3 separate regions of the Homo sapiens genome follow, and all the other regions are linked to region 2. Evidence: chromatin loops called from intact Hi-C (ENCODE). Cell type or tissue: heart left ventricle. All regions are shown on one strand.

Evidence for each region. Peaks named below come from ENCODE experiments on the same cell type or tissue, not always from the same donor. Only the 100,000 strongest peaks of a DNase experiment are listed, where the experiment ranks them.
Region 1: it touches region 2 in a loop (3-fold over the local background); 3 of 110 quality-filtered maps call a loop at or near these places.
Region 3: a loop joins it to region 2, with 2.7 times the contacts of the local background. A loop is called at or near these places in 5 of 110 quality-filtered maps.

The regions. Positions count from the first base shown.
Region 1 is chr17:13,790,958-13,793,457 of GRCh38, reverse strand. It overlaps LOC100506974 (a long non-coding RNA gene), which reads left to right. Exons shown (of 3, transcript XR_001752796.1): 3 at 2,425-2,500. Among named protein-coding and RNA genes, the nearest start is that of HS3ST3A1, 190 kb to the right of the region's middle. In heart left ventricle, no CTCF peak of the experiment used is centred here; no DNase peak of the experiment used is centred here; H3K27ac peaks cover 1,053 bases.
Region 2 is chr17:13,884,625-13,887,124 of GRCh38, reverse strand. The region is part of intron 1 of LOC100506974 (a long non-coding RNA gene); the gene reads left to right. Among named protein-coding and RNA genes, the nearest start is that of COX10-DT, 180 kb to the left of the region's middle. In heart left ventricle, no CTCF peak of the experiment used is centred here; a DNase peak (open chromatin) is centred at 1,044; H3K27ac peaks cover 606 bases.
Region 3 is chr17:13,775,975-13,778,474 of GRCh38, reverse strand. LOC107985014 (a long non-coding RNA gene) reads left to right here. Exons shown (of 3, transcript XR_007065628.1): 2 at 448-510; 3 at 739-1,847. Among named protein-coding and RNA genes, the nearest start is that of HS3ST3A1, 180 kb to the right of the region's middle. In heart left ventricle, no CTCF peak of the experiment used is centred here; no DNase peak of the experiment used is centred here; H3K27ac peaks cover 612 bases.

The sequences.
Region 1 (2,500 bases), 94 kb after region 2:
TGCCACCACACCCAGCTAATTTTTGTATTTTTAGTAGTGACAGGGTTTCACCATGTTGGCCAGGATGATCTCGATCTCCTGACCTTGTGATCCACCTGCCTCAGCCTCCCAAAGTTCTGGGATTACAAGCGTGAGCGACCGTGCCCAGCCAAAGTGGTCATATTATTATTTTAAAATTTTATTTTTAGTTGTTATGGATATACAGTAGGTTTATATATTTAGGGGGCACATGAGATGTTTTGATATAGGCATGCAATGTGTAATAATCACATCATGGAGAATGGGGTATCCATCCTTTTAAGAATTTACCGTTTGTTACAAATAATCAAATTATACTCTTTTAGTTATTTTTTAATGCACAATTAAGTAATTATCAACTACAATCACCCTGTTGTTATCAAATAGTAGGTCTTCTTTATTCTTCCTATTTTTCTACATAGTGTTATTATTAATAATACCTAATATATGTTGAATATTTACTATGTTCCAGACATTCTGCTAACGGTTTTACAAGATTATTTCATCTATTACTCACAAAAAAACTATACAAAAATAATTACTATTGTTTTATCACCATTTTACAAGTAAGTAAACTGGGTAAAAATTATACGATTTGCCCAAGGTCACAGAACTTTTGGGTTTTGGAGCCAGGATTAAGCACCAGTCAAATGTTCCCAGAGCCCACACCACTAACGATCAAGCTATGCACTCATTTCTTTGTCTTCTGCTTTTTTCACTGTCACCACTGCCTCCTCCTAAATACTAACTCTTGTCCCCTGACCTGACATGGCACTGTGTTGCTGAAGCCTGGAAGCAGAGATAGCATTTTCTGCAAGCTATGAGTGATGCTATATTTAAAATGACCAGTCTCCTGGAATGCCAGTCTCTCCCTGCCAACACAAACACATAGTCTTCTACTTTCAGCTTTCCAATGTCTTCTGAGGCAGAGCATTGAATCACTTCTCTTTCTTCTTTTTTAAATTTTTATTTGAATCACTTCTCTAGAGGAAGGCTAGAGGGCTCCTCATTCACAAGTCTACAATTCTTATTCATTTTGCTGACTAATATGAAGCGGACTCTGTTCCCCATTCTTATAAGACGGGCCAGTTAATTCTCTTTCCAGGGCCTCTCACATTCTTCTGTGTGAGGATAAGGTAGGACAGAATTTGTTCCCCTTATTTTATTAAGTATTGGTAGAAGTGGTCAAACAAATGAACATTTCCAAATTATCTTTTTTCTTTTTTTTTTTTTTTTTTGAGACAGAGTCTTGCTCTGTCGCCAGGCTGGAGTGCAGTGGCACAATCTCAGCTCACTGCAACCTACGACTCCCTGGTTCAAGTGATTCTCCTCCCTCAGCCTCCCGAGTAGCTAGAATAACAGGCACACCCAGCTAATTTTTGTATTTTTTGTAGAGACAGGGTTTCACCATGTTGGCCAGGATGGTCTTGATCTCCTGACCTTGTGATCCGCCTGCCTCGTCCTCCCAAAGTTCTGGCATTATAGGTATTAGCCACCATGCCCAGCCCCAAACTATCTTATCTCCAAGACACTCAATCCTTTTTTTTTTTCCATTAGTGACTCGTGATACAGAAGACTCACTCCTTTTACAAAAAGATAGGAAAATGTGCATTTGTGCTTGCATGCATTCTTTAGTCAAAGGAATCCCCTCTGCCCCCACCCAGCCAACATTTTTTTTACTCTGGTTTTGAAACTAATATTGCATTTTCTACTTTTTTTTCTTTTTAATAACAAACATTTAAATTTATAAATATATCCCTTTTATGTGAGATTCAAACAATATAAAATTGTTTAACAAGAACCCTGACAGCCCCCATTTATCTCTGTCACTATCTCAATCATTTTCCCAGTAGTCATTGCTGTTAACAGGTTGGATCATGGTTCTCAGTCCCTTTGCTGTGCACAGTTACACATACGGGTATATATTACATCTTTAAAAAACACAGTTAGGGCCCTAGTATGCATATTGTCCTATAGTTTGCTTTGTTCATCTGAAAATATGTCTTGGTGATTTTTCCATTTCATATTCCTTTTCAAAGCTCCATAATATTTTATAGCAAAGATATAGAATGCTCTATTTCAAGACTACCCTATTGATGGACTTTTCTTGTGGTCTATTTTGTGCTATTTTCAACAATTTTTTAATAAGTAATCTTATACACAAAGATATATAGGGTATAAAATTTCTAATTTATTTTCAGTTTTGACAGATACTATAAATTGCCTTCAGGAAAGTTTCATCTGTTTATAGTTCAAGTAACAGCATAGAGGAGACTCTGAATCCTTCAATGATCACATCACTTGATTTTATATAATTTGAAACATTTTTGCTAATCTGACAGAAATTCTTCTTGTATTTTTCAGAAAACTTATAATAAGGTCTTCATTCTGCATTCATTTCCGTAGCATGAAACCTGTGACCAGACTCCCTCAGTTCATACCATGGCTCTGCCACTTATTTGCTGCATGATCCCAGGCACGT
Region 2 (2,500 bases):
AGCCTTTGCTCCTCACTCTGACAAGAGGCATAACGAACATCTTTTGCAAAGTTTCTGATGCGCTTCAGTTTTCCTCCGGAGATGCCGAAGGAATATTATGGCATACTGAAGAGCAAACTCTAGAATGCTGGGAATGAAGATTGTCATATTTGGAACTTGGTAAAATTGGAACTTGGCTAAAAACGTTTTCTCTCTGGTATGTGTGCCCAGGGCACACACAGGTGGTTAGGAAGAGGTTTGTATCCCTGTCATATTTTAGTCTAACAGGTGATCTCTCTGAGAAGCTATGGAGTTATGATAAGGGGAGGGGTTGTGAGGAAAACACTAAAAAGATGTTTAGGCTCAACTGAAAGCTTAATGTAGGAAGAGTTCTTGCAACATCAGAATGTAAATAATTTACTTTACTCATTCTTTCAGCAGGGTGAAGGGAGGGAAGATTAATGGGCAGTTTAAAAGAAAGTCCAGTTAAAACCTTTGCTGCCCTGATGTCATGGATGCAAGAGCCAGTTTAATCTAAACAAAAGGGGCAACTCACCCATTTGGGCAGGGCTGGGAGACCACACAGTGGCTGAGAATTGACCATCAGCAGGGTCCCGCTCTTTATAGACCATTTGTTTCCATTTGTAGTGAAAAAGGAGATGCTCTTGTAGAGGTTAAGTCACCCAGTTATTTGTTATAAACTTTCAGAAAGGAATGGTTTTGAAACAAGTCTTAAGTGTTTCAGTGACAAATATTTAATGTCACCCCTGAGATTTATGGCTCTTCTGTTCGCCCTTTGAAAGCTTTTAGTTCAGTGGCAAAGGTTACCAGGGGCTTGCCCAGCAGAAAAGAGGTCTTTTCTGTTGTTGTTTTATCATCTTAGCACTGGCTGGAGAGTATTCCAAAGTTTCAGTAATGACTAATCACCCTTTCTGCTCACATCGTCATCTGTCCTACGACTGTGATTGTCCTCGGAGACTAATCTAAGGCATGTAAGTGCTCCTGGCATCTGGTCTCTCTGCTTTCACACCTCCACAGCTGTGATACAGGGCGGGAGGGCTGATCCCAGGCCATCCCAAACCACAGCACTGCAGAGCAGGGAGGCCCTGGGTGTTATGTACCTGCTGTTCCTCACTGATGCCCTGTCTGGAGCACCTGTTGTGTTGGGATACTTATACTAGAATAATCCAAATGGTGAGGCCTCATCACTTTTTGGCCAAGGTAGAACTTACTTCCTTTTAATGTCTAAATTTTGATGGTGAACACCCCTGCTGGCTTAATTATGGGAAATTAGGCCTCCTGAAAGTGTGCCTAACATGTTTCTGAAGAGGATGCTGGATACCACATCATGCTGCCACATTGATATTAATAGACCTGCTAGAGCTCACCAGTGTGGGGCATAGTGACCAGCTGCTAGTGACCACGCTGCCTCCACCTGGCTTTGGGGCGATGGGTCAGGGGGTGAGATGGGGGGTAAGTCTTCCCTCCTAATGATACAAAGACAGAACCATAACTCTGATAGAGCCTTTACCAAAAGGCTGATTATGACTTCTCATATCTCTCTCCATCTGTCCAGCCCAATTCTGAGATTCTTTATCAGGCTTCCTTCTTGCTCCATGTAATAAAAGCAACAGCTGACATTTATCGTGTGCTTATTATGTGCCAGGCAGTATTCTAAGCATTTTGTGTGTATTATTCTGTTAATCCTCATAAAACTCTTTGTGCTATTATGATCCTCATTTTTTAGATGAGGACACTAAGGCACTGAGAGCTTCAGCGACTGGTCAAGGGCACACACTAGCAAGTACGGAGTGGCATCCGATGCCAGGCTGCCAGACTCCAGAGTCTTCTTTTTTCTTTTCTTTTCTTTTTTTTTTTTTGAGACTGAGTCTTGCTCTGTCGCCCAGGCTGGAGTGCAGTGGCGTGATTTCGGCTCACTGCAAGGTCCGCCTCCCGGGTTCACGCCATTCTCCTTCCTCAGCCTCCTGAGTAGCTGGGACTACAGGCGCCCGCCACCACACCCGGGTAATTTTTTGTATTTTTAGTAGAGACGGGGTTTCACCGTGTTAGCCAAGATGGTCTAGATCTCCTGACCTTGTGATCCACTCGCCTTGGCCTCCCAAAGTGCTGGGATTACAGGCGTGAGCCACCACGCCTGTCTGACACCAGGGTCTCTTAACCACCATACTCTCTACTCTTTTCTTCCTCACTGGGAAGCTCTGTGCAATTCTCTGCCTTAAAATTCAGGCTCAATTGCTGGAAGGCCCCCAAAGGGAGAAGGAAGCTTCCCTCTAAGCCAGTTTAAGGCTCATCCACCAAGTCTTCCTTTTCTATCCCAGGACTGATCTCTTTTAAATGACTGACAGCTCATTTCCTTTAGAAGAGACTCCACTTCTGCCTACAGAGGGGTGGCCTTACCTTTTTATTCTCTCCAAGATATCACTCTCACAAAGAATGCCATGGAATAATATATTTGCCAAGGTCTGGGCTGTTCAATCAGGATGCAAAATAGCCATTTTTG
Region 3 (2,500 bases), 110 kb after region 2:
GATTTTTGAGCAGAGATTTGGGACCAAAGTTTTATATCTTGCTAATTCCAGGACTTCAAGTCATTACTTAAAACTGCTTCAGTTTGGAGTTTAGGAGAAATTGGTTTTTGTTTGTTTGTTTGTTTGTTTTTAGCCCTGTAAGGGTTACTAAACTCTCAGTCTACTAAAATTGAAGACTACAAGCAGAAAATGTTCCTCCTGGAGAAGCTGTATTCCCTTCCAAGGGCTTGCAGCCCATCCCATTGTAAACTGGCGGTCATCTGTCTCTTGTGGGTGTTGTTAAGACTGGTAATGGCAGCCAACACACCCACATTCTGACTGTTTCTGACCATTTTCCCTAATTCCTTCTCTACTTATTGAGTGCGCTATTTCCTTTCTTTTCTTTTCATTTTCTTTGAATCCCTCAACAGTGTCCATGTCTTATATTTGTCCCCTTCCTTTCCACAGTCATCCTCTCAGCTCTTAATCTGGGTGTCTGGTTACCAGTTCAGAAGCCGAATAACGAGATAGGTGGGTGATGCTTCAGCAATTCATCCTGGCATTCTGGCAGGATGAATTCCTCTCTGCAGTTCTTCTCTCTATCTGGCCAACTGCTGTAGTGACCACTGCCTGCTGCAATAGGGAATCTTGCTTTGGAGAGAATCCTCTATCCTGCCTCCATTGCCTTTGCTGGTGCCTGGCTTCTGGCCCAAGTGTTCTGTCAAGGCCAGTTGTGAATTCCACATGTCTTCTTCTCAGGCACTGCCACTCCTTATGCCTAGAGGCAGGGGTGGGGAGGAGGAGAATGACTGTTTTGTGGAAACCCCCAACTCAGAACCGCACAGATGCCCTGCAGTTCCACCTCTGCATGGTAGCCAAAGAGAGTCCTCTAAATGAAGCAATCTCTTTGAGCCTCTCAGCATCCCCGCACTTCCAGCATCACTCAACCCAGAAACAATAGAATCTACAAGGGGACTCCCTACATGTTTCTTATGAGGTCAGAATTGCCATCCTGGAAAGGTGAGTTACAGTGCTGCCCAGGTGATTCTTGTGTGTTACTCTATGTTATATCTATTGTATAATCTCACATTTAAATAGCACCATTCCTTTTATTGCAATGCTTATGAAAACTTTCCTTGTTTTTAGGTTTCCTTCGTCAGTCCAGGCAGGACTGTGCGGTTGGAAAAGGGACGGATGCTGGTCCTGGAAGGGGCGTCGTTATCTAGAAGCTCCCAACCTAAGTGGGTGACTCATAGGGAGGGCAAGGAGAGAAGGACACAGCAAGCAACTTACATGTAAAACAAGACGTGTGGGTTATTATGGAAGAAATTCACAACCAAACTTGGGGTTAGCCCGTATTGTTTTCCAAGAACTCTATGTGGACAGTGACAAAAAACAGACCTAAGAACTAGCAGACTGGGCAAAGCTTTTTCACATAACAACAACAAAAAAAGCAATTCCTCAGGAAAAAATGGTCAATGGGTCATTGTGTGTAGACAAAACTACAAGTTCTGCTCCAGACTCTGGGGAAACCATGCTGCCATCTTCAAGCTGTGGCCATTCTGTAATACAGACTACGCTAAATCACATGTTGTCATCAAGGCAGAATATTTTGTTCCTTTATGGGTCAGCCTGGGATACAAAATTAGAGAAACTTTGCAATGAAAAATCCCTTGTGTCTCATTGAACTTTTTCCTTAATTCAAACCTTTCCTTTCACAGTTTTGATTAGTGCCTTTGCCCATGTGGACAATATTTTATGATCAGGTTTTAAGAGTAATCCATCCATGGCTGCTTGGCTGCCTGGAACTTAAAACAACGACAACAACAATGTCCAGATAAACCCAATAAAATAGGTTTTTAAATGTGTGTGTGTGTGTGTGTGTGTGTCTGTGTGTGTGTGTGTTGTGCTGATCTTTAGCCTTGAAGCTTCACTCTTTCCCCTCTTCTGAAGAAAAGGTGTTTGCAGGGTGGCTGAACTTGCCAAACGCTGACGCAGAGTAGATCCAGCCTGGCAGCTGTCTACAATTCCTTGATGGGCCTCTTCTACAAAGAAGATTGATGTGAGTCAGCAAAGCCCTCATTAAGTGAGTCACATCATTAATAAAAGGCGCAGATTGCAAAGCGGTGTTTATTTCAGTGTTGATAGAAACCAGGACACAGTGGCCTTGAATCAAAAATAACCTTGGGCCAGACACATTGAACTTGGATCAGATCTGAAATCCCAGGCATTCATCCCTCCCTGAAGGCAAACATACGTCCAGATGATACCGCTGCCTTCCTTGTTGTACAAATGACTTGCTCCTCATCACCAGCATTTACCTTGTGCTTGACAGTTTGCAAAGCCTGTCCACTTACAAACTCTCTTGTTCTGACATGAGTGAGCCTTAAGCAGTGATTAAGTGCTCTTGCTCAGGTGTCGAGCAGTCCTGGGTCAGAATCTCAGCTCTACCATTTTGAAGCTGTGTGAACTTGGTTAGCTCATTTAACCCCTCCAAGGTTCAGACGACACTAAATAAACT